Regions from separate parts of the Homo sapiens genome. Here region 1 is linked to region 2. The links are chromatin loops, found by intact Hi-C in ENCODE. Cell type or tissue: CD4-positive, alpha-beta T cell. All regions are shown on one strand. Links, peaks and the distances in the headings refer to the core of each region. The heading gives the core; the rest is flanking DNA. Region 1 holds the start of IL20 (interleukin 20). Region 2 overlaps MAPKAPK2 (MAPK activated protein kinase 2).

Region 1 (15,939 bases), core at 7,940-15,939, 130 kb after region 2:
GACATAATCTTATATTTGGAAAAACCTAAAGACTCAACCAAAAACTATTAGAACTGATAAACACATTCAGTAAAGTGGCAGGATACAAAATTAACACACAAAAATCAGTTGCATTTCTCTATGCCAGTAGTGAACAATCTGAAAAATACATCAAGAAAGTAATCTCATTTACACTAGGCACAAATAAAATTAAATACCTAGGGATTAACAGAAGAGGTGAAAAGTCTCTATAATGACGATGATAAAACACTGATAAAAGAAATTGATGAGGACACCAAAAAATGGAAAGATATTCCATGTTCATGGATTGGAAGAACCAACATTGTTAAAATGTCCATACTACACAAAGCAATCTACAGATTCAATGGAATCCCTATCAAAATACAGACATTCTTCATAGAAATAGAAAAACTATCCCAAAATTTATATGGAACCACAAAAGACCCTGAATAGTCAAAGCTATCCTAAGCAAAAAGAACAAAACTGGAGGAATCATATTATCTGACTTTAAATTATATTTCAGAGCTATAGTAACCAAAACGGCATGGTACTGGCATAAAAACAGACATATACACCAATGGAATAGAATAGAGAACCCAGAAACAAATCTACACACTTACAGTGAACTCATTTTTGACAAAGGTGCCAAGAACATACACTGGGAAAAAGACAGTCTTTTCAATAAATGGTGCTTGGAAAACTGGATATCCATACGCAGAAGAAAGAAATGAGACCCCTACCTTTCACCATATACAAAATTCAAATCAAAATGGATTAAAGACTTAAATCTAAGACCCCAAACCATGAAACTACTACAATAAAACATTAGGGAAACTCTCCAGGACATTGGCCCAGGCAAAAATTTCTTGAGCAATATTTCACAAGCCCAGGTAACCAAAGCAAACATAGATGAATGGGATCACATCAAGTTTTTCTGTACAGCAAAGAATACAATCAACAAAGTGAAAAGGCAATCAACAGAATGAGAGAAAATATTTTAAAACCACCCATATGATGAGGGATTAATCATCAGAATATATAAGGAGCTCAAATAATTCTCTAGGAAAACATCTAATAACCCAATCAAAACATGGGCAAAAGATTTGAATAGACATTTCTCTAAAGAAGGCATACAAATGGCAAACAAGCATGTGAAAGGTGCTCAATGCCACTGATCATCAGAGAAATGCAAATCAAAACTACAACGAGATATCATGTCACTCCAGTTAAAAAGCCTTATATCTAAAAGACAGGCAATAATAAATGCTGGCAAAGATATGGAGAAAAGTGAACCCTCGTACACTGTTAGTGGGAATGTAAATTAGTACAACCACTACAGAGAACAGTTTGGAGGTTCCTCACAAAACTAAAAATAGAGCTACCATACAATCCAGCAATCCCACTGCTGGGTATGTACTCAAAGGAATGGAAACATTGTATTGAAGAGATGTCTGCACTCCCATGTTTGCTGTAGCTCTGTTCACAAAAGCCAAGATCTGGAAAATAACCTAAGTGTCTGTAAACAGATGAATGGATAAAGAAAATGTGGTACATAAACACAGTGGAATACTATTCAGCCATAAAAAAGAATGAGGTTCAGTCATTTGCAACAACATGAATGCAACTGGAGATCATTATGTTAAGTGAAATAAGCCAGGCACAGAAAGACAAATATCACATGTTCTCACTTATTTGTGTGACTGAAAAATCAAAACAATTGAACCCATGGAGATAGAGAGTAGAAGGATGGTTGCCAGAGGCTGAGAAGAGTAGTAGGGGGTTTGGGGGGAAGGGGGGATGGTTAATGGGTAAAAAAAAAAAAATAGAATGAATGGGACCTGGTGTTTGATGACCCAACAAGGTGACTATAGTCAATAGTAATTTGTTTGTACATTTTAGAATAACTAGAAGAGTATAACTGGACTGTTTGTAACATGGGAGATAAGTGCTTGAGGGGATGGATGCCCCAATTTTTATGGTGTGGTTGTCACACATTGTATGCCTGTGTCAAGGCATCTCATGTGCCCCATAAATATATACACCTGCTGTGTACTCACAAAAATTAAAAATTTTAATAAATGTTGATTGTCCTATTTAATTATTCTCAACTTTCCGATTTTATTTCCCATGTAACAGTGTTGTTTTAGGAGAGTTTTACTTGTACATTTATTTATTTACTTATAACTAGCAAGTATGAAGGCAAGAGACTCTGGCCCAGAGCAGCTGTACTTTCCTCTAGGTCTGCATCTCCAGATGGCTCTCTGCCATGTCCTGGCAATGGCTCTTGTAGTTTCTGCATGGCCAACCAGGCTCCAGGTAGCCTTCCTGGTTCTCCCTGCTACTCAGGTACCCCTCCCGCAGGCTGGTCCAGTGCTCTGTTCTTCCTCTGTCACAGTACTCATCAGTGTGGGACTCTTCCCTTGACTCTATCCAGACCCCTGCTTTGTTCAGCACTGATTGTCATGCCTAGAACAACCGTTAGCTCATAAGATGCACTCAATACTCCCCATGCAGCCATGAGCAATGCCTGACTGTGGGTGGCAGGGCTAAGCAATTATTCCTGGATGTAGGTCCACAGCAGGAGTCAGCATGTCACATTTGGCCAAGGACTTTGGGAGAGGATAAATTCTTAAAAAGTTGCTATGAGCTCAAGTTACATTGGTTTTTTTGTTTGTTTTTGTTTCTTAAGTAGCAGGTGAGATAAGACATTCCAGAGATAGAGTGTTCTTTTTTTTTTTTTTTTTTTGAAATGGAGTCTCACTCTGTGGACCAGGCTGGAGTGCACTGGTGTGATCTTGGCTCACTGCAAGCTCTGCCTCCCAGGTTCAAGCAATTCTCCTGCCTCAGCCTCCCGAGTAGCTGGGATTACAGGTGTGCACCACCACACCTGGCTAATTTTTGTATTTTTTTAGTAGAGATGGGGTTTCACCATGTTGGCCAGGCTGGTCTCGAACTCCTTCTGACCTCAGGTGATCTGCCTGCCTTGGCACCTCAAAGTGCTGGGATTACAGGTGTGAGCCACAGCACTCGGCCCAAGATAGAGCATTCTCTAGAGCAGCAGTCTCCAACATTTTTGGCACCAGTGACTGGTTTTGTGGAAGACAATTTTGCCACCAGGTCAAGGGTGGGGAGGGCGGATGGTTTTGGGATGAAACTGTTCCACCTCAGATCATCAGGCATTAGTTAGATTCTCATAAGGAGTGCAAGTTAGATCCCTCACATGCGTAGTTCACTGGGGTTCACATCCTATGAGAATCTAATGCCACCGCTGATCTGACAGGTGGTAGAGCTCAGGCAGTAATGCTCGCTGGCCTGCAGCTCACCTCCTACTGTGGCCTGGTTCCTAACAGGCCACCAACCGGTACTGGTCCATGGCCTGGGGGTTGGGGACCCCTGCTCTAGAGCATTCTAGAGACGTCTATATACTTCGCATTCTGTTACTGAAAGACATTCAATTAGTTCAGTTTCAGAGCTCTGCCACAGAACCACCTTCAGCGAAGATTCAAGTGCTGTAAATGAGGCTGGATCCAGAACCAGGTCCCATGGAAGGACCATCATGGGAGTGGGAGTGGGTTCAGAATCTAGCTTTCATATCAGGAGATAAGTGTGACTCAGCACACTCTGGTCTGGATGCCTCTGCTGATCACTTCCCTAGACTATGTAAGAGCACTCTGTGCCTCAATTTCCTTATTTGGAAAATGAAGAGAATAAGCACACATACTTCATGGGGTTGCATGAGAATTAAAGGAACTAGTATTTCATGAAGTCCATAGTGCCTGGCACACAGTAAGTGCTACAAACAAACAACAAAAGAGCCTGTGGTCACCTTCTAGTGCATCTTAACTCTACCCCCAGCACAGGCTTAACTTCCCAAGAACTGCAGCGCTTCCCCCAGGGCAGAAAGCCGTCTTCCTCTTGCTCCTTCCTCTCTACCTCCACTCTTAGTTGTGTTCCTTGGGACCCAGAATGGTTTTCCAGTTCTTGACAAGTCAGAGATACCTCAGTATCCATTTCCTGTCTCAGATTCTGAGCTTCCGAGGGTACAGCTACTTTGTAAATGGCTGCACTCAGTATATAAATGTTCATTGAATGAATGAATACATGCATGAAGCAAAGGCGGAGCCCACTTAAAGGAAGCCTGTGGCTTTGTCATTGGTTTCGGAACTTCTCAGCCTTCCTTTTATCCTCCACTTGGATCCTCTGCCTCTGTTCCATGTCCTTGATTTCTAGCTCCATGGCAAAGGAGTCAGTTTTCTGTCTGTCCTTCTTGTCTTTCATTTCTCTTTCACCCCTGATTATTGTCCTATGGTCCTTAACTTCACATCCTGAAGCCTGAAGACTAGTGTCTCCACTCAACTCCTTGGCTGGCCAGGGCTCTGGGTGTCTTGCTAACTGGGGCCCTTCTCACCTAGGAGTGGTGCAGTCCCAAGCGTGCAGGCTAGAGGGCATCATCTGTTCCGACAAGGTCAGTAGTGGCAGAAGCAGCACCTTCTCACTTGGGCCAGAGGTTCAGCTTTTTCAGACCAGCCGCCCTATGACTGGGGAGAAAGAACTCAAGACTTCACCTCTTCTTCCTCACCTCCTCAATGGCTCCAAAATGTCCCTCACACCTCACTCAAGAAGAGCAAGGTGTAAGTCTAGATGAGATACCCCTGAGGCAGAGTGCAGGCAGGGTCCTTCTGATACCACTAGGTGGCTAGAAATGGTGTCTAATGTGAAAGTTGTTGGATAGTAGAAATCTCAGTCTCTCTGTAGGAAACCAGTGAATGAAAAAGTACTTTGAAAGCCAGAGTTTGAGATCAGCCTGGGCAAAATAGCGAGACACCACAGCTACAAAAATAAAAAATTAGCCAGGCATGGTGGTGAATGCCTGTAGTCCTAGCTACTAAGGAGGCTAAGATGTGAGAGTTGCTTAAACCCAGGAGTTTGAGGTTACAGTGAGCTATGACTATACCACCGCACCCCAGCCTGGATGACAAAACAAGACCCTGTCTCTATATGTCTCTCTAAAAAAAAAAGGTGCTTTGAATTTGAAATTAGGGAAACACATCAGTAAGCAAGTCAGTTGACCTATTATGATGGATGATGTTGGTCTAGATTCTGAGTGGGTTACCAAAGGAAAACAGTCACTGATTCTTAGAACGTCTCAGAGTGTAGTTTCTCAAGTTCTTGCTCACAGTTCATTGCAATTCCACCGTTTTTTTCAACTTTCTTCAATACCTGCTCCTGAACCCCGCCCAGCATCCCCGGGTCACCATACCTCAGGTACAGGAGGTAGAAGTGCTCTCTGGCCTCAGGAATTTTGTTCCATTTTTCTTTACTGGAAGGAGTAAGGGTTCTTCTGACCCTGCCACATTCTCCATCCTCAAAGCTCACAAACCCATTAGTCTGTCAATGGGTTTGTGACATACTAACCCTTGCTCAAACCAGACTTTCTCTAAGAAATCTCAGATACCCTCCTTGCCCCTCAGAAGGAATCTCAGTGCCTTTCTCCTCTCCTCACCCAAATGCCTATTATGAACATAGACTGAATTTTTTAGGAATGTCCTGATAACAAAAATCCTTCCCATCATCCCCTTTATGTCGCCTCATTTTTCTCAGACTGTGTGTCACAACTGGGGAGTTGTGGTCACCATGCCCACAGGTATTACAGCAAAGCCTCTTAACCTTTTGTGTGCCATGGATTCCTTTGGCATGCCAGTGAAGCTTATGAACTCAGAATAATATTTCTAAATGCATAAAGTAAAAGAAATAGGGTTATAAAGGAAACCGGTAGTAGTAAAATACAGCTATCAAAATGTGGAAATGACAAATAGGTAATATATATGTGCTTCTTTATTAATGCATTAATGCATGATCTAGCAGTAGGCCTACAAACTGCTGACATTTCTAAGTAGTAATGAATATAAGTGATATTTTGAGATACCTGAAACCACTGTAATGTGATACAAAAATATTTGTGATTTCCATCAGTGGCAAAGTCATTGGTACTGCTAATACTATTGTGGTTTGTATTTGTTGCTTATCCTTATAATTGAAGAAAATGCTGAATTTCAATTAGAGGTTAGCAAAAAAAAAAAAAAGACATAGTGTCTTCTCATCTACCTTCTCCCAAGTTAAGAACTCCTGCATTAGAGGGTCTGTTGCTTTCATGATGCTATGAGGTCCCATGGAGGGGGGTCCCAAGAGACCACATCTTTTCCACTTTGGTAGCCCTTGGGTCAATCCAGCTCAGTGCTCACACATGGGAGACTCTCTGTGCTTGTTTGTGAAATTAAAAGGAAAAGAACTGGCTGGGTGTGGTGGCTCATGCCTGTAATCCCAGGACTTTGGGAGGCTGAGGCAGGTGGATCGCTTGAGCCTAGGAGTTTGAGACCAGCCTGGGCAACATGGTCAAACCTTGTCTCTACTAAAAACACATAAATTAGCCAGGCATGGTGGCATGCACCTGTAATCTCAGCTACTTGGGAGGCTGAGTCATGAGAATTGCTTAAACCCAAGAGGTGGAGGTTGCAGTGAGCAGAGATCACGCCACTGCACTCCAGCCTGGGTGACAGAGTGAGACTCGGTCTCAAAAAATAAATTAATAAAATAAAATAGAAGGGAAAGAACTGGTACATCCCTACTCTCTCAGGTGAAGAAACTGTTAAGTCAAGTCCTTGTCTGGATTTTTGTTCCCAACTCCAATTCCAGAGGAGGAAATAAATGCCCAGTGTCTCTTGCTCTGCAGGCACGGGGCAGGAGGAATTAACCAACTTTGGGGATCCAGCTATGTCAGAAGAAGTCTCAGGAGAAAGCCTGGAAACAAGTTGAGCTGGTTAAACAGAGCATGATGAAAAAACGCAGGAAAGGGAAATGATGTCACTCATGCTGGCAGCTTTGAGGACAAGGAAGCGAAAATGTACGCTTCTGATAGTCAACTACCCCGCCTATCCCACCCTGCTGTCTCCCAGGAAGGTAGCTGGAACTGCAAGTGGGGCAAAGCTCCCAGCACTACCAGCCAGTGGCAAGGGCCTTCACCTGCCCACCTTTTGAACTGAGGTTTTTCCTCCAGCAGAACCGAAGGCCCATGTGCTTCCCTGCAAAGTGATGCAACTGGGCAGGAAGCTCAGATGCCAGCAACTGTGATGTCCTAGATAGGGAAAACCCTGCATTGCAAACTCAGGTCTTCCTTTGGAAAAAAAGGAGTGGCTGGATTTCCTTCTTGCTGTCTAGAAAATTGTTTCCTGCCCAAAAATGGCTTAATTAGGAAGCTGAGTTTGTTTCCTAGGAAGGGATTCTCCTTCTCTTCCTTCTGCGCGGCTTACCTTTACAATGCCACTGGCACCGATTATAGCCTGACTCCCGGGTTTGGAACCTCACTTTCTCAAGCTGGCTTGATGTGCCCATGAAATGTACCCCTGGCTTCTCTAACACAGTTGCATCCCCCATCTGTTCCACTGGAGCACTAGCAAGGTGCCAAGCACTTGCTGCCCTTGAAGACCCCATGGTTCATGCGCAGCTATTCCCACATCTCTCCCCCACTATAAGAGTCTTCAGTGGCCCTATGGCCTTAAGGGGGAAAAGTCAAGAATTACAGAATTAAGAAAGCCAAGTAGAAAGGGGCTTAATAAATCATTTCATTTGTTTTCCCATAATTTACAGATAAGGAAAGGAAGTTATTTTACCAAGACCACACAATGAGGTGAAGGTAAAGCTAGAGCTAGAACTTCAGTTTCTAGACTCCCAGATCAAATTCATATTCCTTGGTATGGTATTCTTGGTCACTGATATTATAGCCATATTTCCAATTTGATTCTCCATGGCTTCTCCCCATGAAACCGAGCTCCAGCCAAACAAATCTATTTGCCAGTCCTCAAGTACCTTTTGGGTTTTTCTGTCCTCTCATTTCTGTTTTGAGTGTCCTTTGTTCAACTTCGCCCTCCTCTCTATCCCTCCCTAGCATCTCTGCTCATTTAAATTCTGCCTACCCTTCAAGGCTTATCTCAAGCTCTGCTATGTGATAGTGCCCTCCTCTGTGCCCCTTGGCACTTAACTTTCTGCGCACTCAGCAGTACTGATCTTGGTTCTGCAAACGTACCTCTTATCCTCCAACAAGGCTGTAGGCAGGTAGTGGCCAGAGACCTGCCCGGGGCATCTCTGTAATCCTCACAGCATTCAGCACAGTGTCTTGCACATAGTAGGCATTTAATAAATATCTATTGAAAGAATGGCTTTTAAGATCTATCAGACACAAGGATGATAAAAATGATCTTATGTGTCTATAGGTTTATATAAATATGCATATATATATATATAACTCCTGGGTGAGGCAGACAGACGATGTAGGTGTTATCTCCATTTTATTAATGAAACTGAATGCCCGAAAGGTGTAAAAACTAGACTTGGGTCACCCAAGTTCACCCTGAAAGTTGGTAAGAAAGTGAATATTAGGATTGGGTCTCCTGGCTCTCAGTCCCATGTGATCTTCAGTGCTAATACCCTCTACATTGTTTCCACTGAAGACTCATTTCTTCTACCAGAATTATGAGATGGGAAAAGCTTCCTTCTCAGTCTCATTTTTAAGAAAAGCTATTTACTATAGGAGTTTCTCATGCGTTAAGAGTGTCATGTACTGGAATGAACACTTACTGAATACAACTTTGGGGTCTGCCTTTTACCAGTTGAATGACCTTGGGCAAGTTACTTCACCTCTCTGAACTATGGTTTCCCCATGTATACAATGAAGGAATTAGACTCGTACTTAAAAATCACTTCTTGCTCTAACAGTCCAGGAGGAATAGTCTATCATTAGATAAGGAAATTCTTGCCATTGAGGTAGAATTCCTTATATGAAAGAAGATGTGTGTCAGGGGAGCCCCAGGGTCCCCTCATAAGTTAAATCATAGAGCTCAGGCTTTAGAACATAGCAGAAAGAAGGAACAGTGACAAATCAATATATTCATTCCATAGTCATCAAATGTTCACTGAGCACCTGCTAGGAGCCTTTGGGTGTTGGGACCAAGAAGATGAACAAGGAGCTCTCAGGTTTGTGAGAGATAGAGACATGCAACTAAAAAATTGTAGTTGACCGTGATAAATACAAAAAGCAATATACAAGGTAAAGTTAAGGTGAAAAGGTGGGAGGAATCAGTTCTGCCTTGGGAAATGGGGGTGAAGAGACAGATTAGAGTGGGGCAGGGGAAGTTTTGCAGAGGAGATGAGGTAAGTTGGTATCTGTACAGAATGTGATGTGGAATGTGGTAAGTGAATTTTAAAAGAATAAAGTATTTTGAACTGGGTGTGGGATCATACCTGTAATCCCAACAATTTGGGAGGCTGAGGAGGGTGTATTGTTTGAGCCCAAGAGTTTGAGACCAGCCTGAGCAACATGGTGAAACCCCCATCTCTACAAAATATACAAAAAAATTAGCCAAATATGGTGGCACGCACCATAGTCCCAAGTACTCGGGAGGCTGAGATGGGGGGACCACTTGAGCCCAGGAAATTGCAGTGAGCTGTGATTGTGCCACTGCACTCCAGCCTGGGAGACAGAGAGGGACCCTGTCTTAAAAACAACTCAAAAAAAAAAAGGATAAAGTATTTTGAGATAGGAAAAGGGGAGACTTGATTATTAAAATAGAATTGGGAGGCCAAAATGGGCGGATCACGAGGTCAGGAGATTGAGACCATCCTGGCTAACATGGTGAAACCCCATCTCTACTAAAAATACAAAAAAAATTAGCCGGGCGGGGTGGTGGGCACCTGTAGTCCCAGCTACACGGGAGGCTGAGGGAGGAGAATGGCATGAACCTGGCAAGTGGAGCTTGCAGTGAGCCGAGATCGCACCACTGTACTCCAGCCTGGGCGACAGAGTGAGACCTGTCTCAAAAAAAAAAAAAAAAAGATTTGGGATTGTGTGTGAATACTAAGTTTAATTAATCATTACAGGTAACTTAAAACAATGCAATTGGGTTCTTCTTGGTTAATGAAAAGGAATTGACTGACATGACTGGCTTATACAAGCCTAGATTTACTGAAAATCTTGATTTCAACTATTCTCATCAGACCACATCTCCCGATTTTACTTTAATCACACTTATATATGATCATGAGAAATGGTTAACTTGGCACCAATGATGGAAAAATAGGCATGAGCTTAAATAGTTTAAGAGATATTTAGATTAGATATTTGTACATATTTTCAACATTTATCAAGCATTACAATAAAAAGCCATGGTCTTTATTTTCAGGAAACTTTAAGAAGATATCAAAAGATGTTGAAAAGAACATTCTGATCCAAAAGGTAGAAACACAAAGAGTCATTGAATGTCAGAACAGGAAAAGACCTTACACACTGTTTAGTCTGTTTCTCTCATTTTACAGATTTGTAAACTGAGATCCAGAAAGACACAATCATATGCCAAAGTCATACTGTAATGTGGAGTCTTTGGACTCAAATATAAGACTTCAGAATTTTAGATATTTAATTTTTAATAAGTTGATAAAGAACATATGATAGTCTCTACCATCTTTATGTTTCCAAGGCGTTGTCTATAATTCATCCCAGGTTCTTTGAATTTAATTTTGTCTGGGAGCATGGTCCTACATGATGGACTAGTCCCAGCCTAAAAAATTTTCCAGTGTTATTAGGGAGAAAAGACCAAGTTCCATGAAACACAGGACAACATTAGATGCTTTCACTGCCAAAGAAAAATCTGCTATTGGAAGTCAGAGAAGGGAGGGATTGGTATAGCCCAGAGTTGTTCAGGAATAAAGGATTTGGGTTTCATCTTTAATGATGACTAGAGGGAAGGGTGGCCATGTTGGAGAGCAATGGTGGGGATAGCAAGGGCTGAGGAAAAACAGCAGGAATGAGCCCACAGTGTCTGGAGTTGTGGAGAAACTTGGTTAAGGGGAACTGGGTTTAGAGGAGAGAGCAGGAGAATCCCCCAGAATTCTCTTCCAGTTCAGTAACTCAGATCTTCTCTATCCATCATTTTATCAAGCAGGAAGGTGGAGCCAGAAGGAGGCACATCCTTTATCCACAGCTACAACCAGTAATCCCCTCAGGCAGTGCTTCTTCCAGGAGGAAGGTGTTGGGGTAATCTGTCCTGCAATTAAGCTGCTGTAGTGCTTGAGGAAGAACAATGCCACCAGAGAAATTCCAAGGGAGTTCCAGCCCTCACCTGCCTGAGCTCACTTCCTTCATGTGACATGTATATACAGATATAAATAATGGGAAGCCTTTCAACTTGAAACAGGCTCCTAGGAGACCAGAAGCAGCAGCCTTTCCTGAGCTCAGGTAAGAGATCTTACCCTCTACTGACACTGCTCACGTTGTTGTGAGGATCACCTACTTCTCCTAATCATTTACCCAGGTATGTTCAAGGTCACATCTAAAGGACCCTTTTCCACGAGGACAAAATCTCTTTGAGGACAAATAATCATCATGTTTATCTTTGTACTTCAGTACCTAGCACAACATTCAAGACAGCGGGTGCTCATTAAATGCTCATCAAATTGTTAGTTCAGGACAACTAACATCAATCTCTACTTAAAATGAATTGATCACTTGCTCTGTGCTAAGTGTATAAATCATAGATTATTGTATTTAAATAATCGATTTAAAATCAAAACAATTTCTGGGTTAAGTTTAATTATCACCATTTTGGGGTTAAGAAAATTAAACTCAGAGGTGAGTTGACTTGTCCAAGGTCACATAGAGGTAGGGTGGCCAACTCATTCCAGTTTACCTGTGGTTTTTCCAGTTTTAAAACTGAAATTTTCGTATTTCAGGAACCATTCCCTGCCCCCCAACCTCAGTGCTGGGTAAACTGGAATGACCCACATCAATGGAAACTAGTAAAGCGAGGATTTATTTGGACCCAGTTCTCTTGTCTCCAAACCCAGAGTCCTCTTTGATTCTTTTGGGTTTGGTTTGCTTTTTTCCTTTTCCTACATTTGACAGTATCTCGAGTGGTCACAAATGTAAAAAATGTCTAGCATATTGCCTGGCATATAGGAAAAATTCAGTAAGTGATAATGATTATCAGTGCTGTGCCAAGCTATGGAGCCAGCCATATATATATGGATGTGTGCATATATATATATGATGTGTGTGTATATATATATGTCTTTATAAATTTTATGTATTTATTTCTTTCAAAAATATTAAAGTATTTGAGAAAATTGAAAAATTAAAAAGTAGGTTTATTACGACTCATGACTTTAAGTTTAAATATTTTATTTCTGCCCCAAACAAAATTTATTATAATTTTACTGTCCTGGTTTTAAGGGAAGGAAACTCATCAATAATATTTTCATCATATGCTTTTGAGAAACAAAGTTAACCATTAAGAATGAAACATGAAAACATGTGAATAGTGGTACAAATTTTTCCTTTTGCTTCAATATGGCTCAGCATGGCACTGTCGAATTTTGTCTTTATATAAAATTTTGATATTTTGTTTGTCATAAGCTTTTTAATTCATTTTGATATTGCACTAAAATATTTTTATCTTGATGACTGAGGTTTTTTAGTGCTCCCTTAAATTTTGCACCTAAAATGAGTGCCTCAATTGTTTTACCCTAACCTCAGCCCATTATTATTTTATCTTAAAACTCAGCAAACACCCTAACCTGCTCTCTTACTGAGGAGGCTCGCCCAAGAATAAATGAGTTCCGTCATTGCCTTTCTTCTCTGACTTTTGGGACCATTTGCTTGGTCTAGGACCTGAGTTGCAGGTCCAGGAAAGCGTGTACTCTCGAATCCACCCAGGAGTGCCTGACTACAGTCCTCCTGCAGAGGGCGCTGTGGAGTCCCAGACACGAGTGTTAGGTGGAATCGGGCTGATTGCCCATCACGTCTTGCCTTTCCCTGGCAGTAGGCTTGTTATGAAATCATTGACTTTCTATTTGCCTCTGGGGCTTAAGCGAATCTGTTACCCTCAAATAACCTATCTGATCTCAGACAAATGCCAAACAGAGCTCAGTTTCTCTGCCCTGTGGGTGGCCATAAAATCCAGACAATTTCCCCCTAGGTGTTTTCGATGGCGCAGCCACAGCTTCTGTGAGATTCGATTTCTCCCCAGTTCCCCTGTGGGTCTGAGGGGACCAGAAGGGTGAGCTACGTTGGCTTTCTGGAAGGGGAGGCTATATGCGTCAATTCCCCAAAACAAGTTTTGACATTTCCCCTGAAATGTCATTCTCTATCTATTCACTGCAAGTGCCTGCTGTTCCAGGCCTTACCTGCTGGGCACTAACGGCGGAGCCAGGATGGGGACAGAATAAAGGAGCCACGACCTGTGCCACCAACTCGCACTCAGACTCTGAACTCAGACCTGAAATCTTCTCTTCACGGGAGGCTTGGCAGTTTTTCTTAGTAAGTTGCGTGGATGGGCCACACTGTCTGAGGCCAGATAAGGCTGTTCTCTTCCCCTGACCCCCCACCCCTCACCCCGTGGACACTTGGAGGAGGGGAAACTCAGTAAGTCATGCTCTCTTCTTTGAATTCCTAGCTCCTGTGGTCTCCAGATTTCAGGCCTAAGATGAAAGCCTCTAGTCTTGCCTTCAGCCTTCTCTCTGCTGCGTTTTATCTCCTATGGACTCCTTCCACTGGACTGAAGACACTCAATTTGGGAAGCTGTGTGATCGCCACAAACCTTCAGGAAATACGAAATGGATTTTCTGAGATACGGGGCAGTGTGGTACGTAAGCGGGTATCTACCTCTCCTGAAAGCCTTTTCTCTTCCTTCCTTGTCCGTTTCTCTTTCCTGGCAGTACTGGCAGTGTAATCATAAAAAGAGGCAGGCTGGGGATTCCTTACCCGGGGGATGTATTCCAAAGAAATAACTGTAGTTCAAATATTTAAAATGTTTTGGGAAAGGACACCTCCCACTAGTTCTTGGCAGGGAGTGGATGAGAAGTCTTGATATTGAAGACCCTGGCAGCAGGCACTGACTCATCCTTGCTTGTTTTGTCTTCTTCTGTTTAGCAAGCCAAAGATGGAAACATTGACATCAGAATCTTAAGGAGGACTGAGTCTTTGCAAGACACAAAGGTATGTGCTTGGCCCAGACAAACTCTGGGAGGAGGAGTGGAGTGGGAGCATCTCCATCACCCTGGTCTTGTCTCTGCTCTCCCCTTTCCCCTCACCAATATACCTGTGGTTTTTTGCAGCCTGCGAATCGATGCTGCCTCCTGCGCCATTTGCTAAGACTCTATCTGGACAGGGTATTTAAAAACTACCAGACCCCTGACCATTATACTCTCCGGAAGATCAGCAGCCTCGCCAATTCCTTTCTTACCATCAAGAAGGACCTCCGGCTCTGTGTGAGTGTGGGTCTTGGGTGACAGGATGCATCTCAGCACACAGCTTCAATGGCTTAGCAACTAAACTCTCTTTCCTACCTCCATTTAATGGATGGAGAAACTGAGTCCAAAAGTTCTAATAATCTGTGTTGAGACATGTGACTAGGTAATAAGAACTCAGTTTTATTGACTTTTCGGTATATGCTCTAGGCAAAAAGTACTTTGCAAAGTCTAAAGAACTATAAGATGCTAACTATTTGATATTAATGATAACTCTGTTGTCTTTGAAATTATACTTTTTCTGTAGGTGAGGTATCCTACAGTATATTAGTGCGTCCTCTGTCTAGGCAGTCAATTAGTAGACCATTGAGCTTGACCTCAGAATATAGTCTGAATAGGACCTAGGAATTCAATTCTTTTTTTTTTTTTTCTCATGGGGGCTCAAAGAGCTCTGGGATAGAGCTCCTAGACTACAGCTGGGGGTTGTGGGGAGGCCAGATGGGGTACGGGGATGGCAAATGCCTTCAGTACTGCCTGCCTATTTCTAAAAAAGAAGTGATGAGTTCCATGTTTGAGCCTAAAAGGTGGCTTCCTCTCCTAGCTGATGATGAACTTAGTGATTCCAAATGTGAGGTCTGAAAGAGCTTTTCTATAGGAATAAGCATCCTCAGGGTTGTGGGTGAAAGAGTAGAGTTTCTGCCTGCTTCATGTCAATGGCAAAAAATCAGAATCTGTAATATAATCTATTATTCTTTGGGTCCTTTTCAGCATGCCCACATGACATGCCATTGTGGGGAGGAAGCAATGAAGAAATACAGCCAGATTCTGAGTCACTTTGAAAAGGTATATGCGACTTTGGCATTGATTGGGATGGGTGTGTTTTAAGAACTGAGATCATAGGTAGGTGGGATGGTTATTCACTGTTAGACATCCTGTAGCCTTCAGGTTCATAGCCCTCTGAAATCATGAGGACCAGCCCTTGCTTTAACCCAGGGGACACCCATCCAGGCTCTAGAGGAGTACCCTCTCTGGGTGATGCTCTGGAAATGGAAAGGGAATGGCCATGATTCCATCAAGTCACTACAGTGACATCTGGATCTTTTAGCTGCACAAACCAGAGGCAATAGTTTTACAATGTTCACACACTTCTATGTACCTTTGAAAACACTCACAATTTCACACACACACCCATGCCATTCAATTTCTCACCTTCACACCTTCTCATGTCTGCCAGGAAGGCCTGGATTTCACTCCTCACTGACTAAATCCTACTCATCCTTTAAAGACTCAGCCTGGGCATCACTTTCAGGAAGGTGCTGGCTCCTTCTCTCAGAGTTAGATGCCTCCCACATCATCTTGTAGGAATTTCATCCCTTTATTCACCACACTACATTTTAGTTGCCTGTTTTTGCCAGTCTCCTCACTCAACTGTGGATAGGGATTGTGCCATTCACCTTTTCATCCCTAACCATCAGCTAGGTGATTGGCACAATCAATATCTGTTCAACTGATGTGTGCACCGTAGGCAACCCCTACACACACACACAGGCACGTGCACACACACACACACACACGTTTCTTAAAGAAAATAGCTTGATTATTTTGATCTCTGTGATTCAAGAGTCTTAAGTAGCAGTTTTACTTCTG
Region 2 (16,130 bases), core at 3,053-11,052:
TGCCATATGCAGGAGAGATGATGTACATTTCTTGTGCTCCCTTTAAGAAGCCTCTTAGCAGATTTCTTTTTTTTTTGAGATGGAGTCTCGCTCTGTTGCCCAGGCTGGAGTGCAGTGGCGTGATCTCGGCTCGCTGCAAGCTCCACCTCTCAGGGTTCACGCCATTCTCCTGCCTCAGCCTCCTGAGTAGCTGGGGCTACAGTCGCCTGCCACCATGCCTGGCTAATTTTTTTTGTATTGTTAGTAGGGACGGGGTTTCACCGTGTTAGCCAGGATGGTCTTGATCTCCTGACCTCGTGATCTGCCTGCCTCGGCCTCCCAAAGTGCTGGGATTACAGGCACGAGCCACCGTGCCCGGCAGCAGATTTCTTACAAGGCTCTTGGCCAGTTGAGTTGTAGGCTTGTTCCCAAGCCAGTCACTAGCAAAGGGACTGGAATTAATGAGACTGGCTTAGACAGGTCAAGATTGAACCCCTGAGGCTGGTGAGAAGCCAGCCTCCTTTAATACCCCTAGCCAATTGGTCCAGGGAGAAGAAGGGGCATCAGTGAGGTTCGACGAGTTAAGTAACTTGCTCAAGCTTGGAAATCTAGTAATAACTGGATTCATACTGGCATCCGGCTGACTTCCAAGGCCATCTGTTGCCAGGTTGAAGTCAACTACAGAGGTAGAGAGAATATTGCTCTGGATTTGTTGTGCTGGGTCTGAGTAATTGCTGAGGGGCCTTTTCCTATGGACTCTGGAGTCTCTCTTCTCTCTAGCCCCCTTTCCAATACTGTATTGGTTTTTCTCAGTCTGCCTTTCTCCCCGAAGCCCCTTCACCCCCTGCTTCCCAGTACCTGAGTGCTGCCTGCCTTCCACAGTAGACTTTATGGCCTAAGCTGGAGACAGGTCTAAGCTGGACCGAATGGCCTGAGGGCTGATCTCAGTGTAGCTGTCAAGGCCCCAAGAGAGTCATCATGAGATTTCATATAGAGCAGATAAGGAACTGCAGAGGCCTCAGGAAATGTGCCAAGGGGGCTGGTGGGGGGGGCCAGCAGGAGTGGGGGGTTTGTGGTATGTCGGTGGCGATGTCAGGGCATGTGGGCCAGGGGCTTAGAGCAGGCCCATGTGACAGCGCAGTTACTCAGAAAGCTGTTTGGCCTGCAGATGCTTCAGGACTGCCCCAAGGCCCGCAGGGAGGTGGAGCTGCACTGGCGGGCCTCCCAGTGCCCGCACATCGTACGGATCGTGGATGTGTACGAGAATCTGTACGCAGGGAGGAAGTGCCTGCTGATTGTCATGGAATGGTAAGCAGCCACTGTTCTAGTCCCGGCCCAGCCTGTTCCCACTCCTCACTCAGGCACCTTACCCTCTGAGGACAGCCCAGGGATGGGCCTGAAGCCTGGAATGTAAACACTTGATTTTTTGGGGGGCAGTGGAGAGTGGCGGCGGGCTGTTGTGTTCTCTGGATCTCACTGTGGCTTCATTTCAGTTTGGACGGTGGAGAACTCTTTAGCCGAATCCAGGATCGAGGAGACCAGGCATTCACAGAAAGAGGTAGAAAGGGTCTGTTGTGGGAGCACGTGCAGGCAGGCAGGGCAGTGGGGGTCTGAAGGGGGCCTTTGCAGTGCCTGCTCTTGGGGAAGGGTGCTGAGGCTGCTGCCCCCTCCAGCATGCTGCAAGGGGTGCCTCAGCTGACCAGGGAAGCTCCTGGTGGCTTTGTTTCTGGGGTGGGTGGTGGCTGTGGGGAGCCTCAGGCTGCACAGAGGTGGGACCCGGTGCACTGGGTTTTCAAGCCTAATGATGTGTCTTTGTGACTTTCTTTCCCACTCACTCTTCCCTCCCCTCTACAGAAGCATCCGAAATCATGAAGAGCATCGGTGAGGCCATCCAGTATCTGCATTCAATCAACATTGCCCATCGGGATGTCAAGGTGCCAGCTGTTCATAACCCTGAGCCCGAGTGCTGTGGGGGGCAACAAAGGGGCTGTGGCCACCCCAGAGATGGTTGCCAGGCCACCCTGCGTCCTTGCTGCCTGGTTCCTGAGCATGCCATTCTCTGCCTTGTAGGGCCTTGCCCTCTCTGCCCATGGGCAAACCCCTAAACCCAGTAGTGAAGCATTCTCTGGCCCCACTCAGCCCTGTGGTTCTCCTCAGGCAGAACCCCTCAGTCACACTCTTGGTTTCTCTGTTCCTGTGGTGTTTACTGCGGGTTCTGTGTGTCAGTCTGTTATCTCCAGGCACTCTGGAAACCCTGCAGAGGCAGGCACCTGCCCATAGAGAGCTGCCACTCCTCGTGGTGGGCAGTGCCCAGGATAGGCAAATGGTTGCTGGATGAGTAGAGGAAGGGAGGAACCAGGATCCTTTTCGTTTCTGATAGCCCCTCCCAGGTCCAGCAGGGTTGCTATTTTTCTGTCTCTCTTTCTGTAGCCTGAGAATCTCTTATACACCTCCAAAAGGCCCAACGCCATCCTGAAACTCACTGACTTTGGCTTTGCCAAGGAAACCACCAGCCACAACTCTTTGACCACTCCTTGTTATACACCGTACTATGTGGGTAAGTCCACAGGGGGCCCAGGGACCTAGGCTTTTCCCAGAACTTTTCTCAGCCCCTCCTCTTGGCTATCTGGGGGGCCGCAAATCCTAGGAGAGTTGTGTCTGTATGGCCCCTTCTGGTGCTGGTTCTGCTGGGACCTGCTGAGAAGTAGGGCTTGTCAGAGCGAAGCTACAGTTGAGAAATTGTAGGAAAGGATCTGCTGGGATCTTTCTGAGAAGAGCCATGGTTTCCATCAGATTCTCCATGGAGTCTGGACCCAGGTCTTGTTCTGGAGCCACAGCTGATTGGCATGGAAGAAGCTTTCAAAGCATGTTCAGAGCATCTGTGAAATTAAATGAACGGCATGGGCCTGAAAGTCTCATGCAGTTCAGGATTTTTAGAATCTTAAGCTCCTAGTTCCAGGTTCCTCATGGAGGAGGATGTTCTGTTCCAGTCCCTGGGCTGGGCTTTGGCTCTTCCTTCTGTGCCCCAACTGCTGCCACCTCATGATAGGCTGAAAGGTTGGGATGGGGAGCATCTTTCACAGAGAAACTGAGTGGATCACAGGGTTCTGAGGGCCGGCCCACCCATGTTGACCTTTGATTTGCAGCTCCAGAAGTGCTGGGTCCAGAGAAGTATGACAAGTCCTGTGACATGTGGTCCCTGGGTGTCATCATGTACATCCTGTGAGTGTGCTGGGGAGGGGGCTGGGTGGGGCAGGGAGTCAGGGCGGCCTGTACTTCTCCAGGACAAGAGGAAGAGGCAGACGTTAGCATTCCCCTTTGTACAGGGGAGTCCCCTGCGTGCCCCTTCTCTCAGTTCCGATAGCTAAGTGGCGGGTGTAAACCAGCTCATGGGCTGGAAAGTGTGCGCCTTAGATACTTGCTATGCTGGATTCCCGGGCCCCGGGCTTGACTTTGTATATTGTGCCTGTGTCAATAAGCCCTGATTTCTCTGTGACCTTTACAAGGAGAAGAGCCTGTTTCTCATCCTGTTCCTGGTACAGGGCCACTAAGTGACAGCTGTTCTGTCTCCCACTTCCTTCCTCCTGTTGATGCAGGCTGTGTGGGTATCCCCCCTTCTACTCCAACCACGGCCTTGCCATCTCTCCGGGCATGAAGACTCGCATCCGAATGGGCCAGTATGAATTTCCCAACCCAGAATGGTCAGAAGTATCAGAGGAAGGTAAGAACCCAGGCTTTCAGGACAAGGGGAAGAGCCCGTGTGTGTGTGTGTGTGTGTATGTGTGTACACGCAGACACATGTATGGGCCTCCATCTCATGTGCGTGGTGTAACTGTGGGTTAGCACCTATGCCCACGCCTGCGGGGTGCGTCCTGCTTCATTTTGCCTGTGTGGAGGGCTGGAGGCAGGGCCAAGGCTGTGGGGCTGTGCAGGGCCTCTCAAGTGGTACAGCCGTAATGGTCCTTGGGGCCAGTTGCTCCGGCAGCCTGCCTCCATGCACCCCCTCTTTGAACCTGGTTTCCCCATGAAAACTGGGGAAAGGAGCAGGCCAGGGAGAGTGACCCCTGAGCTGTCACTGCCCCCTGTCCCACCCCACAGTGAAGATGCTCATTCGGAATCTGCTGAAAACAGAGCCCACCCAGAGAATGACCATCACCGAGTTTATGAACCACCCTTGGATCATGGTAAGCTCGGCAGGCTGGGGAGCCTTGGGTCTCACGGGACTATTCCACAGGACAGAGTCTTAGCCAGGACCCTACCCCAGGCTTTCACTCGGACCCCTTTTCTCTCTTCTCAGCAATCAACAAAGGTCCCTCAAACCCCACTGCACACCAGCCGGGTCCTGAAGGAGGACAAGGAGCGGTGGGAGGATGTCAAGGTGAGGGGCACCACTGGGTGAGAGGGGCTCCAGGTGGGGTGGGCGGCTTGCGGGGAGTGCCCAGGTGTGAGGCGTGGTGCTGGTAGGGGAGAGCTTGATTCTGCCTCTCTCATCCCAGGGGTGTCTTCATGACAAGAACAGCGACCAGGCCACTTGGCTGACCAGGTTGTGAGCAGAGGATTCTGTGTTCCTGTCCAAACTCAGTGCTGTTTCTTAGAATCCTTTTATTCCCTGGGTCTCTAATGGGACCTTAAAGACCATCTGGTATCATCTTCTCATTTTGCAGAAGAGAAACTGAGGCCCAGAGGCGGAGGGCAGTCTGCTCAAGGTCACGCAGCTGGTGACTGGTTGGGGCAGACCGGACCCAGGTTTCCTGACTCCTGGCCCAAGTCTCTTCCTCCTATCCTGCGGGATCACTGGGGGGCTCTCAGGGAACAGCAGCAGTGCCATAGCCAGGCTCTCTGCTGCCCAGCGCTGGGGTGAGGCTGCCGTTGTCAGCGTGGACCACTAACCAGCCCGTCTTCTCTCTCTGCTCCCACCCCTGCCGCCCTCACCCTGCCCTTGTTGTCTCTGTCTCTCACGTCTCTCTTCTGCTGTCTCTCCTACCTGTCTTCTGGCTCTCTCTGTACCCTTCCTGGTGCTGCCGTGCCCCCAGGAGGAGATGACCAGTGCCTTGGCCACAATGCGCGTTGACTACGAGCAGATCAAGATAAAAAAGATTGAAGATGCATCCAACCCTCTGCTGCTGAAGAGGCGGAAGAAAGCTCGGGCCCTGGAGGCTGCGGCTCTGGCCCACTGAGCCACCGCGCCCTCCTGCCCACGGGAGGACAAGCAATAACTCTCTACAGGAATATATTTTTTAAACGAAGAGACAGAACTGTCCACATCTGCCTCCTCTCCTCCTCAGCTGCATGGAGCCTGGAACTGCATCAGTGACTGAATTCTGCCTTGGTTCTGGCCACCCCAGAGTGGGAGAGGCTGGGAGGTTGGGAGGCTGTGGAGAGAAGTGAGCAAGGTGCTCTTGAACCTGTGCTCATTTTGCAATTTTATCAGTAATTTGACTTAGAGTTTTTACGAAACCTCTTTTGTTGTCCTTGCCCCACTCCTCTCCACCAGACGCCTTCCTCTCTGGATACTGCAAAGGCTTGTGGTTTGTTAGAGGGTATTTGTGGAAACTGTCATAGGGATTGTCCCTGTGTTGTCCCATCTGCCCTCCCTGTTTCTCCACAACAGCCTGGGGTTGTCCCCGCTGGCTCACGCGTTCTGGGAGCTCAAGGCCACCTTGGAGGAGGATGCCACGCACTTCCTCTCTCGGAGCCCTCAGACATCTCCAGTGTGCCAGACAAATAGGAGTGAGTGTATGTGTGTGTGTGTGTGTGTGTGTGTGCACACGTGTGTATGAGTGCGCAGATCTGTGCCTGGGATCGTGCATTTGAGGGGCCAGGGGCAGGCAGGGCTGCAGAGGGAGACGGCCCTGCTGGGGCTTAGGAACCTTCTCCCTTCTTGGGTCTGCCCTGCCCATACTGAGCCTGCCAAAGTGCCTGGGAAGCCCACCCAGATTCTGAAACAGGCCCTCTGTGGCCTGTCTCTATTAGCTGGGTTCCGGGAGGCAGAGAGGAGTGACCGGGCACTGGCACTGCGATCAGGAAGACTGGACCCCCAGCCCCCAGGGCCCCCCTCCCCCCACTTAGTGCTGGTCCTAGGTCCTCTGAGGCACTCATCTACTGAATGACCTCTCTACTTCCCCTTCTTGCCATTATTAACCCATTTTTGTTTATTTTCCTTAAATTTTTAGCCATTTCTCCATGGGCCACCGCCCAGCTCATGTAGGTGAGCCTGGGCAGCTTCTGTTGGCAGAGCTTTTGCATTTCCTGTGTTTGTCCTGGGTTCTGGGGCATCAGCCAGCTACCCCTTGTGGGCAAAGGCAGGGCCACTTTTGAAGTCTTCCCTCAGATTTCCATTGTGTGGCCTGGTGGGTCAGGGGGAGTCTTTGCACCAAAGATGTCCTGACTTTGCCCCCTTGCCCATCAGCCATTTGCCATCACCCCAAACAACTCAGCTTCGGGGCCGGTGAGGGGAGGGGCCTCCCCCAGCACAGATGAGGAGCAGCTGGGGTAGGCTGTCTGTGCCATGGCCCCCCACTCCCCCTTCCCTTGGAGGGAGAGGTGGCAGGAATACTTCACCTTTCCTCTCCCTCAGGGGCAGGTGGTGGAGGGGCGCCCAGGGTCGTCTTTGTGTATGGGGGAAGGCGCTGGGTGCCTGCAGCGCCTCCCTTGTCTCAGATGGTGTGTCCAGCACTCGATTGTTGTAAACTGTTGTTTTGTATGAGCGAAATTGTCTTTACTAAACAGATTTAATAGTTGAGAGTTTTTCTTTCTCTTTCTTCCTGGGGCTCAGGCCTTACCCCCCACCGCCTCTATGTGCAGAGGGGTTTTGTTGGGTGGTGAGGGTGTGGGTTGGGGGTCCTGGGAGAGGAGCGGAGGGCCTCCTGGGCGAGCAGGAGCCAGCACCTCATTGGTGAGGACCTGGGCAGGATGTGTGTAGGGCATCCTTAAAGCAGGACAGGGAGGCTGCAAGGGCTCAAGCCCATCTTCTTTTGCCAAATGCAGAATCAGGAGCCAAGCTCTTTTTGGCATATGATTCTTTGACCTACATAGCCACCACCAGGTGCTGGCACCTTTAGCCTGCGAAAGCCAGCTGGTATAGGGTCCAGGGAAGAGGGGGTGCTGGTGAATTTGGTTGAAATCCTGGTAAAGATACCAGGGGAGCAGGTTAGTGTAGTACCGGCACTCTCCAGGAGGCGGTGATAGGGGTCAGGCAGAAACCAAAGGCTCTACCTCGGAGCTAGAAGAGACTTCATGGTTCCTGTGGCCCATTCTCAGTGCACAGATGAGAAGACTGAAGCCCAGAGCTGGGGCCACATGATGACTTGACCCGCAGCAGAGCCTAAAGTAGAAACTGGGCTACCTGCCCCATTGCAGTCCCTCCGGGTCAGATGGGAAAATAGCACATCCTTCACTGTGTCACCCGCATTTTCTTATGTGACCCTCAGAGCTGCCAGCAAGAGACAGTACAGGGCGGCTGCTGATTGCTGTTTTATGTGTGAGGAAAGTGACTGAGAAGGTGGGATGATGTGCCACAGTTGCATGGTGGGATTGGAACTCAGATCCCTCTCCCCGCTGGAGGAGAGACCTGCTTGTCCCCTTTGCTGCCAGAAGGACCATGTCTCCACCCTCAGCTCCTGGGAACAGCAGGCCCTGGACCTCCCCTTCATGACAGTGGGTTGCTGAGGTTGGTTCTCGCCTTGAGACACTACTCATCACTCTAAAATCACAGCTCAAAACAAACCAGCATGGGGGTTTGCTTTCAGAGAAATCCACTTATTTTGTCTGCACTTATGAAGGTGTTAGAAGCAATAACCCAAGAAGGAGGAATAAGGGGTGCTAGGAGGGAGTCAGGGAGAGAAGGAGAGGAAGTTGTCAGAGTTCTGCTATCTTTAGAAGCTGTTATTAGTTTCCTGTTAACAAAGCTTCTGCCATATTAATTTTATGGCTTAAAACAACACAAATTTATGATATTCCTGTTCTGTAGGTCAGGAGTGTGATAGGGTCTCACTAGGCTGGCTGGAGTCCAGGTCTCAGCAGGGCTGCATTCCTCTTTGGAGGGTGTTTCCTTGCCTTTATCAATTCTAGGGGCTTCCTGCATTCCTTGGGTCATGACCCCCTTTCTCCATCTTCAACCGCAACCTTGCATTTTTCTGATCCTTCTGTGGTCACTTCTCTGACCCAGCTGGTGTGATAAGATTGAGCCCACTCAGATAATCCAGGATAATCTCCTCATTGCAGGGCCCTTAACCGTAATCCCATCTGCAAAGTCCCCTTTGCCATGTAAGGGAACATAGCCACAGTCTGGGGACCAAGACATGGGCATCACTGGGGGCCAGGATTCTGCCACAGAGGCCCGTTGCACAGCCTTCTTGGCCTCATGCCCAACGTTGGCCCTTGTGTTTTGCTTCCTTCCCTGACTCAGCCCATTTCAGGAGGATGCTTTTGTGGTCAGCAAGGATTCAGGCTGGGGTTGGCTTTCAGGGAAAATGGCTGGGGCGAAGGGCCAGGAGGGGTCTGGCATGGTTAGTGGGGTCTTGCCACAGCTTTTCACCCCCATGCCCATGTCCCTGACCTTCCATGCTGGCATGGCCCTGCGAGTCCCTGTCTCTAGGGAGAGCTTAACACCTCTGCTAAATGCCTGGGTGGGATGGCAATGGAAACTTTTGTCCCTAAAGGCAGATGCTGGCTTGCATGGGTTCAGGAGCAGGTGTGCTTCTTGAACACCCTTAAGTAGTGTGAGATGTAAAGAGGAGCATAGAGACACTCCTGGGCCCCTACCAAGTACCGATGCTGGGCTCTTCCCCTCCATCTCTTCATTATCAGAACCCTCTGAGGTAGTCAGTCTCGTTTCCAGCTTACCTGTAAGAAACTCCAACTCAGAGGAGTAAAGGGACTCGCCCAGCATCACACAGCTAGTCAGGGATTCTGACCTGGATCTCCTGTTTCCAAGTTTAGAGCTTCTTTAAGAAAGCCCATGGACATCGTCTTGGTAAGGGAGTGCAGAGGGGGCGGGGAGGAGAGGAGATATGAGGCTGGATTCCACTCCACTGAGGAAGGTCTAGTTTTCTTTGCTATAGAATGAGGGTGATAGTCCTAGGCCTGTGGCTGTTTTAAGGATTCAGTGAGATGGTGGATTTATTTATTTATCTGAGACAGAGTCTTACTCCATCACCCATGCTGGAGTGCAGTTGTGTGATCTTGGCTCACTGCAACCTCCGCCTCCCAGGTTCAAGGAATTCCCCTGCCTCGGCCTCCTGAGTAGCTGGAATTACAGGCACATACCACCATGCCCAGCTAATTTTTGTATTTTTAGAAGAGATGAGGTTTTACCATGTTGGCCAGGCTGGTCTCGAACTCCTGATCTCCAGTGATCCGGCCACCTCAGCCTCCCAAAAAGTGCTGGGCTTACAGGCATGAGCCACTGTGCCCAGCCTAGATGGTGGATTTAAATGCTTCCTAAAATGCCAGCTGCCAGGTGGCCTTTATCACCAGGAGGGTCCCACCCCTCAGTGCGCTGCTCAGCAGTGGGAGCACAGGGAGCCCCAGGCTTGGAGTCGAGTCAGTGGCCTAGGCCTGGTCCACGCTCCTGCCCTGAGCTTCACGGCGGGTCTCTGTGCCTTGGGGTGAGCAGGCAGTTGGGTTGGTAAACAATAACAGTAAATTTGGGGTTTTCCTTTGACTGGGTTGGAGACAGGAAATGCAGGAGGCTGTGAGTGACGAGTGGGTAGAGTGGGTAGCAGGTAGGTCGGGTAGGTCGGGCCTGCTCAGGGTGTGAAGGAAATTCAGTTATTCAAGGGAGGAGGGTGAGGGTGGTGAGGCTGGGGAAAGTGGCTGGCCCACTTACTGGTGAATATAAACAAACCCTCTGGGCACTCCCCAGGTGGGGCAGAGTGGGGACAGGGGAGGCTTTGAGGGGCAGCCACCGCATCCTCAGCCCTGAGAATGCAGCTCCTTTCGGGCTCTGTCTCTGGAAGCCTACATTTAGGGGCTCCAGCCGCCCCTGGGTCCTTTTGCTCACTTCATCTTCCTGTCGTCTCCCTGCACTCAGTCAGAACAGTGTGGCTCCCCAGCATACTCGACCACTAGATAATCCAGGCACTTGGTGTATGTCCTGTGCTTTGGGAGAAACAAATGAAGTGTAGGGCACAGTTCCTGCCCTTGAGAACCTAGTTGGGGAGATACAAAATGCCTGTGTGCAGCAGCAAGTGGCTTTGTCTTCCCTTTCCCTGTACCCACAGGCCTGGACACATTAGGGGCTGTTCCAGACTGAGAACAATGTGTCATTCAAGCCCAGGTGGCATAGGGCAGCCTCTTAGGGCCCCAGAGGTTTTCAGATGAGCATGAGTGAGGTGAAAAAACCAAAATGACAAAATAAACCACACCCTGGATCCTCGTCCTCTGGACGAAGATCTCACATCTATGCCTTGTTGGGGAGGATTTCAGTCCTCCCCCACCCAGGCATGTGAAGATTAAATGAGGCTGTGCCAAGACTTGGAAAGGTGGGGGAAGTGCAACTCGTGTGGAAAGATAGGACTGCCCCCTGGGCTCTGGGCCACCATTCAGACAGGTCAGTGCCTTGGCCTTTTCAGCCTAGGCTGCTCTTTAAAAAGAAGACCTTCAGCCACTATCCAAGAGTAAAAATGTCACATTTTCAACATTCAGCTCATCTTGAGCACCTCCTCTGTGTCATGCCCAGTGCTTAGGACTTCGGAGACACACAGATGAGTCCAGAAGTGGGTCTAGCCTTTGTGGAGCTCAGCATAGAGAAGTGGCGGGCATCGCTGTAACAGAAGAACTGATGCTCTCCAGAACAGGAGCAGAGGTGGTTGGAGTGCATAAGGTGGAGCTATTCTGTTAGAGACCCAGGAGAGCTTCCTAGCAGCCCTTCAAGCTGGCACCTGACTGACAGTTTTGATGGCAGAAAATGGAATAGCATGATGGAGATTTCCCCATTGCATTTCTGCTCTCACTTCTCTCTGCAAGAGCTAGATCCTTCCTTCTCCAACAGGTTCACCCCTCCTGTCTTGTGGTCTGAACTGCTGTCTGTCTGCTCATCTCGTTAGCTTGACCTTTGACCCCTCATGGGTTCTGCTCATGGAAATCTGATTTACTCCTCTCTGTGGGGTGCCCTTGGTGTTTTCTGTCCATTTTCCCTTTCCAGCCCCTCCAACTTGGATTTGCCTCATAAATGATGTTTGCTCCCTGAAAAACAAAATTTGGGGATGTGGGCTGATGGGGCTTTTGCCACGTTTCACTCAATTCATTAATTTTTTAAAAAGTGTTACAGTGGTACACCTTAAACTTAGATCTTTTGTAGTTAGGCACTTTCTGAATCATCATGGAAAATGATGACATTACATGAAATTGAGAGCCCTCCTGGAAGAGCAGGATGAGCAATTGTTAGGGGCTTCCTTGCCCCTCTTCCCTCTGCCACTAAAAGGCCTTTCTCATCCCTTTGTCCTCATGGTTCTTACTCCACTCAGTTTAAAAGTGGAGCCCTTGGGAGCCTCCCTGGCACTCACACACAAAAATGTCAATATACTTGGCGTCCACCCTTTCCATTTTTAACACACCACCATCTGGAACCCAGAATTACCTTGGAATTTACTTGTCTCCTCTAGAGGGAGTCATAATTGCTTGGAAGGTAAGTTACTGCCCAGAGCCTCTGGCCAGGAAGTCTTTTGGCTGTCAAGCCTGCAGGATTTCAGGTGGGGCTGCCAAGGTGGTGGAACCTGTGTTTGATAAGTCATTTTTAGGGACCAGGGCTGCCATGCAAATGCATTTGTTTGCATAACTTTCTTGCTCTCAGGGACAGTAAAGTTTCCTACTGCCATCCCACACCCCTGCCAGGATTTGCAAGTGAAATACCAGGACTGACTTTCCACTTTCCCCCTTCATGAGTCCTCCCTTCCTAAGTCCTCCCCCACCCCTTGGTTTTGGTTTTGTCTCTGAGGTCCTGTGTGACCAAATACTAGTCTCAACCTCTCTGATCCTAGGGTAGTAGTGTTTCCAGGACCCTGATATGCAAAGTATCTGTACAAGTTATGCAAATGAGCATCCTGTCTGGGTGGCTCTGGTCCTAGCCCCGGGCAGTTACTAGCTCTGACTACTGCTGTCCGAGTGTGTGAAACGTGATCTTGCTCCTTCCTCTGTCCAGGCAGCTGTGGGTCTCTTGTTCCTCAAACAGCTACTGCCTCTTGGGGTAATAAGGCCTCAAGTTTCAGAATGAGCTGAGTTCTCCTAGCCCTTACCTTCTGATCTGGAGACATGTGGTTCTGAATTCACCAGTCAAAGGTTTACTTTTGAAAGAAACCACGATCTCATCTAAGTCTAAGACAGAGACCTTGGTTAGCTGGAGTCTGTGGTGCAGAGAGACCTGGTATTTGTAGTAAGACCTAGAGGGGCCTTTGGTTTTCTGGCACTCAGCTGTCTCCTTTTCTGGTCACAAACCTATTCTAAGGAAATGGTCCTCATAGTGAGACTCTAGCCCTACCCACCCACAGGAGGGTCGAGGGCAGGAGGGGAAGGATGACAGCCAGGCATTCTTTGAGCCAGTGTGCAAGGAAGAGAAAGGGTAGACGAGAAATTCAGTCTGATCGGCTTATTTCAGGCTCTGAAAATGACAGCTGACTCAGGGTAGGTGCTTAGTATCTGTTGGATGGATGAAAGCATCTAAAGGAAAATTAACACAAGTAATTTTAGTAACTCAAACAAGACATTATATGTACATATATAGACATACAGAGTGAGGCGTGAACCTTTCTCTTTATAACGTCTCCACCTCAGTGATGCCAATTCCCTCTCCAGAAAAAACTTCATTGAACAGCTTTATTTTTTTTGAAATTTTTATCCAAAAAGTTTCTGAAAATTTATCTAGATACAAATATACTTATAAGCACAACTGAGAAGTTTCTTTGGCAGTTATAACAAGTACAAATGGAATCATTAGGCATATTGTTCTGCAACCTGCTTTTAAAAAATTGTGATAAAATACACTTAACTGAAAATTTACCATCTTAAACATTTTTAACTGTAAACTTCACTAGTATGTTCACATTGTTGTGCAACTGACAGACTTTTTCATACCCATGAAACAACATACAGCTTGCTTTTTTCACTTAGCATATCTTGTGAATTTCCATGATCAAACTCATAGAACTATCATTCTTTTTCTAAATAGTTGCAGAGTATTTTATAGTATGATGTACCACAATTTATCTGCTGTGGATGGATATTTCTCACCTCCTTTCTTTTTTATTTGTCTTTTAACCTCATTTGCACTGAAGGACTACCCTCCCCCCCTTTTTCTACTATTTATATAGATCTCACAAATATCTTGTACAGTATCTTCGAGTGTGTGTGTAAGGATTTCTGTAGTATAGATCCCTAGTAGTGGAATGGCAAGATCTAAGGGTATACACATTTTAGTTTTTGATAGGGACTGCCAAAAAGACAGTATCGATTTATGAATGAATGCACTTTGCATATTGCTTTCCAAGTGAGAGCTTTACGAAAGGGTTTGCTGTCAGCAGCAAATCTGGGGGTAGAGTCAGTCAGCCGAGAGTAAAAGGGCATTTATAGCACTTCCCAAAACTGATAGATGTAGACCCTTGGCCACATTGTGGGCGAGTGGAAAAGTCAGCTGTAGAGGGGTTTAGGGGATTCCTTCAACATCTCCCCATATCAGTGGCCCTGCTCACTCAATTATGGTTATTTGCATACATTTTGGGCATGTAGGCAGAATGGCTCAAAGACAAAAATCTGAGGTTCAGCCTTGTTTGGCCTCCTGGTGTTTGATCTTGACCGGGCTACCTGCTTCTCTGACTGGCATGCAAATGCCTGTGGGGGATGACAAGTGTGCACATAACATAAGTGACATAAGGCTGACTCTGGTGGGTGCTGTAAGAGAGGCCCAGAGTGCTGTGGGAAGTTACAGAGGAGGCACGCCTCTGGTTAGGAATAGCAGGGAGGAGGAGGCGGCTTTGACTCCGGGTTGTAGGTGTTGTGGGGCACACAGGACACATGCAGGACCCACTATACAGGAGCTCACTAGACAGGAGCTCAGCCACATTGCCTCCCAATGTGACACTGATTGTGTGCCCAGCCCTCTGCTGGGTACCGAATCTGAGGCATCAGTCTTGGGGATGGCTTGGGATGTGGTGGTCAGTAGCTCAGTTGCATATGGCACAAAGATAAATCTTTGGAGTTACTCTAAGCTGGGTCCCAACTATGAGCAGATGACTTGTCCTCTCTGAGCCTCAGCTTGTCAACCGGTAAAATGGGAATTATTATTGAGGCACCCATGAACATGTGCCCCAGAGACCTCCTATTATGGGGAGCTTATTTGTCCAAGGGCCCCAGCTATGGCACTCTGAAATTCATTGTCTCATTTGTGTGGAGGCCACACTTCCTTTCTCGTGCTCCCAGTCAATGACAGTACAACAGGGATGTGAAGACGCACCCGTTCCTGGGAGAACCAGGACTCGAAGGATGGCCAGCTTTGCCCCTGGCAACTTCATAGACACTTGTGCCTGGGGCCCTTGTGCACATCCTCCTCTCCCTCTTTCCTTAGTGGGGTCACACACCGGTGGTTCCCCAGCCTCGCTTCACACTCCCTATTTTCTCTCATAAAGAAATTTCCCCTAACTGAACCCTTGTATGTGTAATCCTGTTTTGGCATCTGCTTCTTGGAAAATCTAGACTACAATATTATCACCAACCTTAGAAGGTGGTGAGGACTAAATGAAAAATCAGGTAAAAAAATCATATGAAAGACTTAGCATAGTTATATAAACGATTATGGAAAAGCCTCAGCCTGGCACATAGTTAGCACTCATTATTATCATATATTCTCATGCATTATACAGTGGGTACTGTAGCCATCATTGTACCAGTGTGAGCAGGTTAATTTAACTTAGGAGACTGCATTTAGAAGTCAAGAAACCTGCTTTCCTGCCCCTTCCCTGCTCTATCTCCCGAGTTCTCTATCCCCTCACATGTGCCCTTTATATAAGAGTGGCAGTTGTTACTCTTAACTCCCTAGGCTGGCCCCGGACTCCTCTTTTTGGGATAAAGGTGATTAACGCCGTGTGGCTTTTGCTGAGAAGGGAGGCTGCTACAGGGGTCTGCTGCAGGGACGTTCAGACTCAGTGGATTTGTAGCTCTTTAGCCCCGCAGAGAGGAGCCCCTGCCCTGCTGAGCTGTAGGCTTGCTGGGAGGTAGCAGGAGTAGGTGGGTGGGTCACTGAGGGGTGCTGGCAGCCGGGTAGTGTTGGCGGTGGGGGCTGAGGGAGGATGATGGGAAGACAGTGAGCCTCCGAGTGAAACAGACCATGAGAGGCGAGGTGAGTCACAGGTTTCTCTCAAAACCCCCATGCCCATGGTCTCTAGAATGTGCCGAAAGTGGAGCCCGCCATCCCCAGCCTAGGCCCCAGTTCTAAGAATGCCTCCCCTTCTCTCCCTCCCACAGTCGCCCAAATTAATCAGGTCCTCGGCTTTGGGGGGTATCGTTCTCTTTTAAGAATGCAGCAGAGAAAACCGCTGGGTTGTATCCCAGCAAAGGAGGCCACAGAGATTAGGGCTGATTGGGAGGAAATGTGAGAAGAGCGGTGTCTAGTTTAGGTTTTAGAACCTGGCTCTTCCTGCTCACACCACCAAAGAAAATTTGGCTTGAGAGATTCAAAAGAGGTTGTGTGGTGTGTAGGCTGCAACCCTAGATTCCTACAGATCTGGATTCATGGTCTTGCTCTAGCACCCAGCAGCTCAGAGCCCTCAGTGTTTGTATGCGTCAATTCCCCAATTAGTAAAAACAGTGATTTAAGAGCATCTTTGTTATAGCGCTGTTGTGAGAATGAGATAGCGAATCAGTATTAACCTTTAGCCCAGTTCCTAAATTAAAGCCCTATGAAGAGCCTCTCAGCTCAGTTCAGAGACTGCCAGTTCCCCCTTGTGAGTCTTTCTTTTCTTTTGGATTTTTGATCTCCAACGACTCCATAAGGAAGTGAAATAATTATCCCCATTTTATAGATTTGTAAACTGAGGCTCAGCTTGATTAAGTACCTAGGAAACAATCCTTTGTAGTACAGGACCCTGAGGTTCAACAGTGGTTTATCGCCTCCTTGGGACACCACCCAAAGGCAAAAGGGAAGCAGCGAAAGCATTTGAAGC

What was found. Peaks named below come from ENCODE experiments on the same cell type or tissue, not always from the same donor. Only the 100,000 strongest peaks of a DNase experiment are listed, where the experiment ranks them.
Region 1: a loop joins it to region 2, with 7 times the contacts of the local background. A loop is called at or near these places in 5 of 110 quality-filtered maps.

The regions. Positions count from the first base shown.
Region 1 is chr1:206,852,324-206,868,262 of GRCh38, forward strand. IL20 (interleukin 20) reads left to right here and starts at 13,300. Exons shown (of 6, transcript NM_018724.4): 1 at 13,300-13,363; 2 at 13,500-13,688; 3 at 13,976-14,041; 4 at 14,161-14,313; 5 at 15,061-15,135. The coding sequence starts at 13,530. In CD4-positive, alpha-beta T cell, for the core only: CTCF peaks have their summits at 12,795 (motif pointing right) and 13,001; a DNase peak (open chromatin) is centred at 12,798; H3K27me3 peaks cover 228 bases.
Region 2 is chr1:206,727,563-206,743,692 of GRCh38, forward strand. MAPKAPK2 (MAPK activated protein kinase 2) reads left to right here. Exons shown (of 10, transcript NM_032960.4): 2 at 1,148-1,287; 3 at 1,473-1,537; 4 at 1,834-1,913; 5 at 2,410-2,536; 6 at 3,126-3,201; 7 at 3,576-3,700; 8 at 4,078-4,163; 9 at 4,277-4,357; 10 at 5,013-6,719. The coding sequence ends at 5,156. Among named protein-coding and RNA genes, the nearest start is that of IL19, 35 kb to the right of the region's middle. RefSeq lists enhancers at 7,065-7,254, 10,205-10,254, 13,865-13,914, 14,005-14,114 and silencers at 11,909-11,958, 11,989-12,098. In CD4-positive, alpha-beta T cell, for the core only: CTCF peaks have their summits at 7,149 and 7,349; DNase peaks (open chromatin) are centred at 7,179, 9,689 and 10,259; H3K27ac peaks cover 3,299 bases.